Linked DNA regions of Homo sapiens: regions 1, 2 and 3 are each linked to region 4. The links are chromatin contacts, found by Hi-C or POLR2A ChIA-PET in ENCODE. All regions are on one chromosome and are shown on one strand. The core of a region is the stretch at or near the end of the contact, and the rest is flanking DNA. Distances in the headings are between cores, read along the strand shown. Region 1 overlaps FOXK2 (forkhead box K2). Region 2 holds the start of MCRIP1 (MAPK regulated corepressor interacting protein 1). Region 3 holds the start of MRPL12 (mitochondrial ribosomal protein L12). Region 4 holds the start of FASN (fatty acid synthase).

Region 1 (2,700 bases), core at 6-2,505, 430 kb after region 4:
AAAAAAGAGAGAGAAAACCCGAAATAAGGAAATTTAAAACTACTGATGTGTTTTTTTTTTTTTTTTTTGAGACAGAGTCTCGCTCTGTCACCCAGGCTGGAGTGCAGTGGCGCCATCTCAGCTCACTGCAACGTCCTCCTCCCGGGTTCAAACAATTCTCCTGCCTCAGTCTCCCGAGTAGCTGGGATTACAGGCGCCACCACCACGCTCTGCTAATTTTTGTATTTTTAGTAGAGACGGGGTTTCACCATGTGGGCCAGGCTGGTCTCAAACTCCTGACTGCAGGTGATTCCCCTGTCTTGGCCTCCCAAAGTGTTGGGATCACAGGCCAAAGTGTGAGTCACTGTGCCCGGTCTACTGTTGTGTTTTCAAAGTGGCTTTTTTGGTCTTGTATTTTTCAGAATACGATAGCATTTTGAGTATATAGAGAATGTTTTAAAAATTCTGTGTTTTTGCCATTTCTGAGCTGTTGGAGGATGTTAGGATAATGAACATCATTTTGATAGCCATTTGAGCTGGGTGGAAGAAGATGTGGTTTAAATATAAAATGTCTGTTCTGGGTCCTCCTTGAGGACCTGTTCCCACTTTGCCAAGCTTCCCCCTGGACTTGTCCACACGTGATTAAACACAGCTGAAATCCTGTACACTTGAGTGAACTGCATGTAAGTGTTCTGTGGGCTGGGCTGATTCATCTTTACATTGTACACTTCCTGGGGTTGTAGCCTTTGACCCCTGGGTGACCTCCTCCAGGAATTCTGGGTACTCGATAGGACTCAAATGTTTATTGCTGAATTGGTTGGATGTGGGCTTCTGAGTTTGGATTGGGTGACTACTGTACCATAGGAAACCATGTAAAACAGTTATAAATGTAAGTCAGATTAAATTCACTTCTGATTCTACAGTTGCTCCCACTTTTTTTTGTTTTTGTTGATGGTAGACTCCCCAAAGTGACTTTTTTGGCCTTGTACAGTCATGCATCACTTAACTGTGGAAATCATTCTGAGAAATGCATTGTTAGGTGATTTCATTGTTGTGCGAACATCATAGAGCATACTTGTACAAGCCTAGATGACACAGCCTGCTGCACACCCAGGCTGTGTGTATATCCTGTTGCGCCTACAGCCACATGCTGCACAAACTTAAGCAACATGTGACTGTATTGAATGCTGTAACATGGTGTTTGTGTATCTAAACATATTAAAACATAGAAAAGGCACAGTAAAAATAAGGTACAAAAGATAAAGGTACAGCTCTCTAGAGCACTTAGTGTCAGCAGAGCTTGCAGGACGGGGTGAGTCAGTGAGTAAATGGTGAGTGAATGTGAAGGCCTAGGACGTGACTGTACACCGCTGTCAACTTCATAAACACTGGACATTTAGGCTATACTTTATTTATTTGAGAAGGAGTTTCGCTTTTGTCGCCCAGGCTGCAGTGCAATGGCGTGATCTTGGCTCACTGCAACGTCTGCCTCCCAGGTTCAAGCAGTTCTCCTGCCTCAGCTTCCCGAGTAGCTGGGATTACAGGCTCACGCCGCCACGCCCGGCTAATTATTTTATTTTATTTTATTTTAGTAGAGATGGGGTTTCACCATGTTGTCCAGGCTGGTCTTGAACTCCTGAGCTCAGGTAAACACCTACCTTGGCCTCCCTAAGTGCTAGGATTATAGGCGTGAGCCACTGTGCCCATCTTATTTATTTTTTTGAGATGGAGTTTCGCTCTTGTTGCCTAGGCTGCAGTGCAATGGCGCGTTCTCGGCTCACTGCAGCCTCCGCCTCCTTGGTTCAAGCAATTCTCCTGCCTCAGCTTTCCGAGTAGCTGGGATTACCAGCACCCGAGACCAGCCCAGCTAGTTTTTGCATTTTTAGTGGAGACGGGGTTTCACCATGTTGGCCAGGCTGGTCTTGAACTCCTGACCTCAGGTGATCCACCCACCTCGGCCTCCCAAAGTGCTGGGATTACAGGCGTGAGCCACTGCGCCTGGCCTAAATGTATTTAAAAAGAGTTTTCTTGTCAGGTAAAAGAAAAAAATTGTAAATAATTTATTAGTCTTAACATACTATAATTTTTTTTTACTTTATAAACTAATACTTAGTTTAAAACACACATTGTGCAGACATAAAAAAATATTTTTGTTGTTTTTTTCTGAGACTACGTCTCACTGTGTGGCCCAAGCTGGAGTGCAATGGTGTGATTGTGGCTCACTGCAACCTCTGCCTCCCGGGTTCGAGTGATTCTCCTGCTTCAGCCTCCCGAGTAGCCACCTCACCTGGCTAATTTTTGTATTTTTAGTAGAGATGGGGTTTTGCCGTGTTGACCAGGCTGGTCTCGAACTCCTGACCTGAGGTGATCTGCCTGCTTTGGCCTCCCAAAGTGCTGGGATTACAGGTGTGAGCCACCGCGCCTGACCACAAAAATATTTTTGTATTCTTATTTGATAAGCTTTTTTCTGTTTGTAAAATTATTATTTTTTTCTTTTTAAACTTTTTTTGTTTAAAAACTAAGACTGAAACACACACTAGCCTAGCCCTACATAGGGTCAGGACCAGCAGTATCACTGTCTTCTACCTCCACATCTTGTTCCACTCCAAAGTTCTTAGGGGAAGTAACGTGCATGGAGCTGTCACCTCCGGTGATAACGGCTTCTTCTGGATACTTCCTGAAGGACCTACCTGGGGCTGTTGTATAGTTAACTTTTTAAAA
Region 2 (2,700 bases), core at 86-2,585, 260 kb before region 4:
AGAGACTTCCAGGTGGGGAGGGGACAGAACCCCAGTCTCTGGCCTCCCAGTCCCAAATTCTTTCCCCCACACAGCCACATGCCTAAGAACAGGCCATGAGGTAACACTCCAGCAACGTGACAATAGTGAGGTTCCAGAGTTAGAATCAGTGACGCCATCGCTAGTCACCATGCTCCTCCGGAGTTTCTGAGATTCAAAGTTTCTAAGACTCCACTTTCTCTTCGTGTTCTGTGTCTTTTTCAGCCAACGAGGCTAGAAAATGATCTATTGCCCAAGCAGGCGCACGAGGATACGGCTGTCACAGCTGCCACACTGGCACCTCGTGGTCCCTTGAAGACCGCCCAGGGAAAGCCTCTAAGCGCTGCACCACCTCCTCACCCTCTCCCCTGGGTGGTGGCAGCAACAGCCTGAGCGTGTGCGCCCTCCTCCCCATCCTGATCCCACTCAAACCACAACCTCCCCTGACTCGCCCCAAATCCAGCCCTGTTGGCTCTTCCTTCACGTCCCACTTCCCACCCTCTCTACACGTTCTCGCCACATCCCACCCAAAGTCCACTCACTGGTCCCTGTTTACACCTCAGGGCCTTTGGTCAAGCTGTCTTCTCTGCCCAAAACTATCCTACTCATCCTTGGGGATCCAGCTGAAAGACCACCTTCCTGCGACGGCTACCCAGGGGCAGGAGGGAGAGAAGCACAGCCCGTGCCCCGTATGGCTCCCGCCCCCGCGGTCACAACCACCGCCCAGTGAGTGCCTAGAAGGCAGGCGGAGGCCCCGTTCTCCCCGTTAGGCCCAGCATCACCGCCCGGGGAGACGGGAAAGAGGGCAAGGCCGAAAAATGGACAGAAAAAGAATGCGGACGGCCGGGCCCGCGGCGCTCCGAGAATCGGAGGCATCCTCAGGCACGGTCCCTCCAGGAGACCGGGAAAGCGGGGCTCTGTCAGCCCCAAAGCCCCGACGGCGGCAGAAGGCTGGCCCGCTGCGAGCGTCCGGCGGCGCTGGGTCCCCGGCACCTGCCCCTGCCTGGGCGGGAAAGGCGCTCAGTCCGAGCCGCGCCCTCCCCACGCGCGCTCCCAGGCGCCCCGCGGGCCGCGCCCTCCTGCAGGTGCCGGGCGGGGAACGCGGGCCCCTCCCTCGGACCCCGGCTGCCCGGCCACTCCCCCGCGCCCGGCCCCGCCCGGCCCTGCAGGGCACCCGCGGCCGCGCGGCGACACCAGGGCGGGGCCCAGCCGCGCCCGCCCCGCCCCGCCCCGTCCCCGCCGCCCGGCGCCGCACCCGCCTCACCTCGCCCCGACCCGCCGCCACCGCCTCTTCCAGCTGGGAGGCCCCGCCGGAAGTGACGCCACCGCGGGCTGCACAGGCGCAGGCGCAGCGCGCTCTCACGTGACCGCCCGGCTGGCGGAGGGCGGGGGCGGCCGGGATTCCCGTGCGGGGTTGGGGCTCGTGGCGGAAGCTCCGGACCTCCCTGGCCCGAACGGTGAGCGCCGCCGGCCACTGGGAGCGGCCAGAGCCCAGTAATCAGGACACCACCACAGGGACCACGTGTGTAGACCCAGGCCCCCTCACCTGGGAGTCACGTTTATTGAAAAAGTAAAAAGTGTCACAGTAAAAAATTCACCTGGGGACAAAGCCAGGCCTAGGAGGGGTGGCGGGGTCGTGGAGGGACGGGTCCGGCCGCCCCTGGCCCACGGGTGGGGCACGTGCTGGCCCATGGGCGACGCGCGGCTTCTCCAGGGAGGCGGCCCTGGGCGCGGGGGCGGGCGGGCAAAGCTGGCTCAGTCCATCGTGGTCCCTTTGAAGAGCTCCACCAGCTCCTTGTAGTCCGGGTCGATGAGGTCGGAGGGCAGGTCGCCATCGTCGTTGGTTGCATCCCTGTCCGCTCCCAGGGAGATAAGGTACCTGGGGTGTAAAGGTCGCTCTGGCTGAAGCGGGGAGGAGCCAGGAGAGTGCTCGCCCCAACCCGGGTCAGAGGGCCAGAGTCCTGGGGTCACCTGTGTGTCCCCCACCTTGGGGTCCTAAGGTCCGGGTAGGGTGAGGAGGAAGAAACCTGACCCTTTGGAAGCTGTGGCCAGCTTTTCAAGTTGGTTCTATTGAGGACAAAGGCAGAAACAGGATTCCAGAAGCCTCTAGGGTTTGCAGGGTTCTTTTTTTGTTTTTTTTGTTTTTTGAGACAGAATTTCGCTCTTATCACCCAGGCTGGAGTGCAATGGCATGATCTCGACTCACGGCAACCTCCACTTCCCGGGTTCAAGTGATTCTCCTGCCTCAGCCTTGAGTAGCTGGGATTACAGGCGCGCGCCACCACGCGTGGCTAATTTTGTATTTTTAGTAGTGAGAGGGTTCTTGTCACGAACTCCTGACCTCAGGTGATCCGCCCACCTCGGCCTCCCAAAGTGCTGGGATTACAGGCGCAGGCGTGAGCCACCGCCCCCAGCCTCTAGGGTTCTTGCCGACACCACCCGGGCTACATTTTGGGGCTCCCATCCTGGGGACCCACTGAGGCCCGGAGGGGTCGGGTTCAAGCCTGTGTAGACCCAGGGCCCCCTCACCTGGCTATGTCAGGGTACCCATCGCTGCAGGCAATGTGCAGGGGTGTCCAGCCCGCCTCATCTCGCTGGTGAATGTCAGCCCCGTATTTGACCAGCAGCTTCACGCATTCCAGGTTTCCAGAGAGCACGGCTTCATGCAAGGCGGCCAGGCCT
Region 3 (2,708 bases), core at 209-2,708, 390 kb before region 4:
GGGACCCTCACCCCCCAAGCAGCCTGTGCCCTCTGGCCGCACTGTGAGCTGGCTGTGGTGTCTGGGTGTGGCCTGGGGCTCCCTCTGCAGGGGCCTCTCTCGGCAGCCACAGCCAAGGGTGGAGGCTTCAGGTCTCCAGCTTCTCTGCTTCTCAGCTGCCATCTCCAGTGCCCCAGAATGGTACAGCGATAATAAAATGTATTTCAGAAAGCATCAGCGTTTTTTCTTTAATTAATTTTTTTGAGATGGAGTCTCACTCTGTCACCCAGGCTGGAGTGGTGATCTCCGCTCACTGCAAGCTCCGCCTCCTGGGTTCAAGCGATTCTCGGGCCTCAGCCTCCCGAGTAGCTGGACTACAGGTGCACCCCATTACCATGCCTGGCTAGTTTTTGTATTTTTAGTAGCGACGGTGTTTCACCATGTTGGCCAGGCTGGTCGTGAACGCCTAACCTCAGGTGATCCACCTGCCTCGGGCTCCTAAAGTGCTGGGATTACAGGCATGAGCCACCGCGCCCGACCTGCATCAACGTTTGCTCAGGGGGCAGGTGGTCAGGCTGATGGCCCAGCTGCAGGCAGGGTCATTTCCAGCCTGCCCCTCCCTGAGGCTGCGTGCCAGGGTTCATGTGTGCCCTCCGCGGCTCTGCACTGACCCCGCCGGTAGCTGGGGAGGAGTTTGGGCTTGGCGCCTCCTTCGTGTAGTGGCTGAAGCTTCCCGGGTGCTCCTCATTCCTGGGAAGGGAGTCGGGTGATGGGAACGGTGGGAGCTCAGCGCTCCGAGTCTGCGGCCGGGGGCCAGCGGGGCTGAAACGCGCCTCCTGAGTGTTGAAAGCGGCAGGCGCCGGCCTTTGCACCCAGAGGCCAGGGCGTCTCACTCACCTTCACATCCAGGCCTCTTAGGGGAGCGCGGCTTTGGCTTTTCCAGGAAGGAATGGACTCCAACGGACAGGGAAAGAAGAAGTGTGGAGAGACGGGCAGGATAAGCAGGCACTGGGCCCAAGCCGCCCTTGGAGGCTCTGCCTGTTCTGATCTGAAGGCGGAGGCTCAGCCGTGCTCTCCCAGGAAGCCACCTGGGCGTTTGGGGCTTTAGCTAGGAAAGAGGATGTCGCCTGCGGCTGCGAAGGCGCCAAAGCCCAGACCTCGCGCCTCCGCCCGCGACGGCGGCACTGGGGGCCCGGAGCGGGCGGGAGACGTGGATTACTGCGGGCTTCGGGGCCCTAGCCTCGACCGCGACGTTCGCTCGCATCGCGTACGGACAGAAACCCGTGAGCGCTGAAGAAAGAACACCTGAATCCGGAGCCCCAGCCCCCGTCGCTCGTTTGCGCGACCCCAAAACCTGGCGGGACGAGGGTCGCCCGATGTCTAGCTGCCGCCACAGACGACGCTTTTGCGTCTGCGCAGCGCGCCGCCTTGTGGGTAATCTCAGGGTGAGACGAGGCTAGCGCGAGGTACGGCTAGAGCGTCATTTCCGGCTCGAATGCCCGGCAGCCGTGGCGGCTAGAGCGTTCCTCCCCAGCTCGAATGCCCGGCGGCCGAGGCGGCTAGAGCGTCGCCTCCTCCCGGGGAACCGCGTGTGACCTTCCAGCCCGCGGACCGATGCTGCCGGCGGCCGCTCGCCCCCTGTGGGGGCCTTGCCTTGGGCTTCGGGCCGCTGCGTTCCGCCTTGCCAGGTACGCGGGATCCTGGGGCGGTCCGGGCCGGCAGGCGGGTTAGGGGGCAGCCGGGCACTGAGGGGTCGATCCGGGCGAGGAGGGCGGCGGGGCCGGCCTCCCTGCAGCGGCCAGGCCGGGCTTGGGGGTCCCATCGGGGGCGCGGGGAGGAGGCCTCCCGGTGCGCACGCCCCTTCCCTCCTGGGCCGTGGAAAGCGCCGGGGTCGGCCCCAGATGACCTTGGACGATTCCCTGCTCCTCCCTTGGCCTCAGCCTTTTCCGCAGCAAAGGCCCATCCGTGGGTGCGGCGTTTTGCGGCCAGGGGCCCCCATGTTTTGGGAGGCTTTGCGCAGGAAGATGCACCTAAGTAATAGTTTCGCCACCGCTGGGTTGATGTAGTTCATTCAAACCAGAAACTTGAGGTTTGAGTGGTATGGCTGCAAATAAACACGTGGCTTTCTAAGGCTCTTTGAAGAATTTAAAGTAACTTGCAAATCTTATCAATACGGACCCCTTGAGGTCTGAGAACCCTGGACTGGGACCAAGGAGCTAGGTAATTTCCGGCCCTAGTGATTACCAGCCTGAGCTTATGGCACCCACCAGTCCCCCAGTTGTCCTGCCCCTCTGGTTTCTGCAGCCCCTTCCATTCCAGGACTGACAAGTCTGTTTTAATTGGGGGTGGGGGCTAGGCGACAGGTGCCATGTGTCTGTGCCGTGCGACATATGAGGAGCAGCGGCCATCAGAGGTGTGAGGCCCTCGCTGGTGCACCCCTGGATAACGCCCCCAAGGAGTACCCCCCCAAGATACAGCAGCTGGTCCAGGACATCGCCAGCCTCACTCTCTTGGAAATCTCAGACCTCAACGAGCTCCTGAAGGTATCGTGAGAGGGTGGCACAGACCCAGGGGCTGGAAGTTTCAGGGCCCCTGTGTTTTGTTCCTGGTGTATTTTGGGAGTTTGGTAAATTGTCAAAAGTGTGTTTGTCCAGGTGCAAGGTCCATGCCAGGCTAGTTGCCCCTCCTCAGTAGGTTCCGGCTGGTGTGAGGGCCAGCTGTGGACACTG
Region 4 (2,700 bases), core at 36-2,535:
GCCGGGGCATGGAGGTGGCTGGGAGCCCTAGAGGGGGGTACTCAGCACCCATGCTCACCCGTGTTGGGGTGGGGGCCCGCTGTCCAGGCCAGCCCAAGAGCCACCAGGGCTGGGGAGGGACGAAATGGGGATAGCCTATGCTCTGGGGGAAAGGTGGCCCCTGCCCCACTGTGGACCGACCCAGCCAGTCCAACCCCTCCAGCAGGGTCCAACCTGGAGAACCACTCCTGGCCAGGACACGCAGGTGTTGCCTGGCACCCTTCACCTGCGCGGGTGAACCCACAGACGCTTGCCTCCCCATACCAACCCACACACCACAGGAGGCCCTCCCTGGAGCCCAGGTCCCTAAGACCCGGAACGGGTGCCCAGGCCGCCGGCTCCTCCTCCAGCATGAGGGCTGGTGCGGCCCTGGGGGGAGGGGGCGGAGGCCAGCGCTGGTCTGGCCACTTGCACGAGGCCCCAGGGCCTGATACGCGCGCCGCCCCTCGGCAGTGCGGCCTCCCTTGGGCCGTCCCGGCAGGGAGGCGGCCGCCTTCCCACCCGCTGCGATTCACAGAGGCTTGGCTGCCCCGGGCCAGCTCCAGGCCCGCACGCTGGGTCCTCGCCGCTTGCTATTCACGCGGGGTCGACGGCCAGGCAGGGGGTGGGAACACCGCGGCGCGCCCGGCCTCCCTTCGCCCCGGGCGGGGGCTGCTCGGGACCCCTGCGCTTCGGCCGGGCTGCGCCACGTGATGGGGAGGCCGGTCCCGGCGCGGCCCCTGCGCCCCCCCGTTCCTCCCTCGCGGCGTCCCCTTCGGGCTGGGCCTCGGCTCCGGGGCGGCTCCGGGAGGAGGATGCGGCGGCGCCTTTGTGGGCGCGGGGAGGCCGAGCCGGGGGCTCCTCCAGGCCCTTCAGGGTCCGCGGCCTCCCCCACGGGAAGCGAAGGCGGCTGTTGGTGGCTTTCCCCGGCGTCCTTCCCCCGCCATCCGCCCACCTACTCCGCGGGGCCCCGGGCGCCTCCGAAGGGGCACGAACACCGAGACCCGGACAGGCCGCCCAGGCGACCCCTGGATACGGGGCCGGGCCACGCGCGCCCCGAGAGCGGAGGATGAGGAGCCGGGCCACCCCGGGAACCCCGGGCCCAGCCCCGACCACGACCCGCGCCCCGGCCCCAGCGCCGGCTGCTCGTACCTGGTGAGGGCGCGGGCGGCGGTGCGGGCGGCGGAGAGCGAGGCTGGAGCGCGGCGGAGCGGGAGGCTGAAGCGCGGCGGAGAGGGAGGCCGGGGCCGCTGCCGTCTCTCTGGCTCCCTCTAGGCCGGCGCCGACGCTATTTAAACCGCGGCCATCCCCGGGCGGCCACGCCACATGGGCTGACAGCTTGGCTGCGCCGCCCAGGCCAATGAGCGTCGGGGCTGCGCCCCGGGACCCGGCGCGCCGCCGCCGGTGGGGTGATGCTCGTGCGCGCCGCCGCCCGAGCCGGGACCCTGCGCGGGAACGCGCCTGGGGGGGTGGGGCTGGGACTGAGGAGCGCCGGGGGCGGGGCGGGCGGGAAACCACCGCCCCCCGACTTCCGCCTCCCGCCCCGCGGGCCCCGACGCGCACGCGGCTGCGACCGAGCCCGCGGCGCGCCTCCCGAGCCATCCCCGACCCCCGTGTCCGCCGGGGCCACGTGTGCGGGATGGGAATGCTTGGGCCACACTGGGGACTACCCCGTGGCCACACCGGGGGTCCAGCCGGCTGCGGCGGGGCGCTCGGACCCACAGGCGCGCGGAAGGACGGACGGACCCGCGTGCCCGCACTTCGGCCGCCGACTCCACGCCGCCGTCGCTGCCCGCGCGGAGCTGGCTGAGGGCGCGGCGTTGCGCGGCGCGGCGGCAGCAGCAACCAATCGGGCGCCAGGGGTGTTCGCACCGGCCCAATGGCGGCGCGCGGGTGGGCGTTGCTAGGCGATAGGGTGATGGGCGGGCGGCGGGGCGGTCCCGGATGCCTCGCGGGCCGCGGCGCAAGTGCGGGCGTTGACCCCGGCCGCGGGCGCCCCGGCCGGGGTTACTGCCGGTCATCGCAGCGCATCCCCGGTTTTCCTCGCGGGTGCGGCGGGGAACCCAGACCCGAGACGGACGTCCACCCACCCGACGGCCCCTCCTTAGCAGCTTCCCGGGGACCCGGACGAGGCGCAGGGCCGAACGGGCGAGCGCACTCCAGGCCGCTGGAGCTCGGCGGAGGGGAGGGGCGCGGCCACGTGGCGAGCGGAGTCGGCCGGGACACCCACCTGGTGTGGTGCGGACAAAGGGAGCCGCTGCCCCACTTCCCAGGGCGGAGGCTGCGAGTTTTCCAGGCGCGCACCCACGGGCGGGGGCTCAGCCCGGCCCTCGCGCGCTCCCTCCCTCCCGAGTGATTCCTCGAATCGTGGCCCCTTGGGCGGCCTGAGCCCTGAAGCGCGGCCTCCCTTTTCTGACCGCTTCGCGCTTGCGGGGCCAGGCACCCCATGGGGGGCAAGCGGGCCTTGTGAGGCCACAGGTGTCTCTGGCTGCGTGTCCTACTTTGAGGGCTCAGCAAGCCCGGGCCGCTGAAGGGGAACCGGAGACTGGGGCCCCCGGCCCCTCTGCAGGTGTCCCGCTTCCTTCCTCTCCTGAGAGCAGGCCTGAGGGTCAGGCGGCCACTCCGCGTCTTTTCCCTTCTGGGGCTGTGGTTGACGCACGGTGGGACCGAGGGTCAAGGAAG

The links. Hi-C counts contacts between places; a loop is a spot of excess contacts on that map. ChIA-PET counts read pairs that join two places held with the same protein, here RNA polymerase II (POLR2A). Pooled maps may share reads with other maps.
Region 1: a loop to region 4 is called in a pooled map, with 3 times the contacts of the local background. The contact joins the enhancer-like site here to the promoter of FASN in region 4. A Hi-C loop is called at or near these places in 2 of 50 pooled maps. POLR2A ChIA-PET finds 5 or more read pairs at or near these places in 2 of 52 experiments (AG04450 and activated CD4-positive, alpha-beta T cell).
Region 2: a loop to region 4 is called in a map with no recorded cell type, with 18 times the contacts of the local background. The contact joins the promoter of MCRIP1 here to the promoter of FASN in region 4. A Hi-C loop is called at or near these places in 17 of 37 single-sample maps with no recorded cell type and 14 of 50 pooled maps. POLR2A ChIA-PET finds 5 or more read pairs at or near these places in 5 of 52 experiments (H1, HepG2, MCF 10A and 2 more).
Region 3: a map with no recorded cell type shows a loop between it and region 4 (14-fold over the local background). The contact joins the promoter of MRPL12 here to the promoter of FASN in region 4. A Hi-C loop is called at or near these places in 10 of 37 single-sample maps with no recorded cell type and 12 of 50 pooled maps. POLR2A ChIA-PET finds 5 or more read pairs at or near these places in 4 of 52 experiments (A673, Caco-2, activated CD8-positive, alpha-beta memory T cell and 1 more).

What each region holds. Positions count from the first base shown.
Region 1 is chr17:82,530,461-82,533,160 of GRCh38, forward strand. All of the region lies in intron 1 of FOXK2 (forkhead box K2), which reads left to right. Among named protein-coding and RNA genes, the nearest start is that of FOXK2, 12 kb to the left of the region's middle. Within about 2 kb of position 1,256, at least 5 of the 41 ENCODE cell types and tissues checked have a DNase peak (open chromatin) inside an H3K27ac peak, as active enhancers do.
Region 2 is chr17:81,831,956-81,834,655 of GRCh38, forward strand. MCRIP1 (MAPK regulated corepressor interacting protein 1) reads right to left here and starts at 1,336. Exons shown (of 5, transcript NM_207368.5): 1 at 1,283-1,336. It overlaps PPP1R27 (protein phosphatase 1 regulatory subunit 27), which reads right to left. Exons shown (of 3, transcript NM_001007533.4): 2 at 2,548-2,698; 3 at 1,537-1,897. The coding sequence ends at 1,774. RefSeq lists enhancers at 1-313, 1,340-1,853, 2,367-2,700 and silencers at 955-1,514, 1,625-1,744.
Region 3 is chr17:81,701,909-81,704,616 of GRCh38, forward strand. MRPL12 (mitochondrial ribosomal protein L12) reads left to right here and starts at 1,459. Exons shown (of 5, transcript NM_002949.4): 1 at 1,459-1,667; 2 at 2,336-2,522. The coding sequence starts at 1,594. It overlaps HGS (hepatocyte growth factor-regulated tyrosine kinase substrate), which reads left to right. Exons shown (of 22, transcript NM_004712.5): 22 at 1-213. RefSeq lists enhancers at 339-942, 887-956, 943-1,546 and a silencer at 1,447-1,826.
Region 4 is chr17:82,096,951-82,099,650 of GRCh38, forward strand. It overlaps FASN (fatty acid synthase), which reads right to left and starts at 1,286. Exons shown (of 43, transcript NM_004104.5): 1 at 1,171-1,286. RefSeq lists an enhancer at 1-510 and silencers at 379-428, 489-698, 719-908, 979-2,458.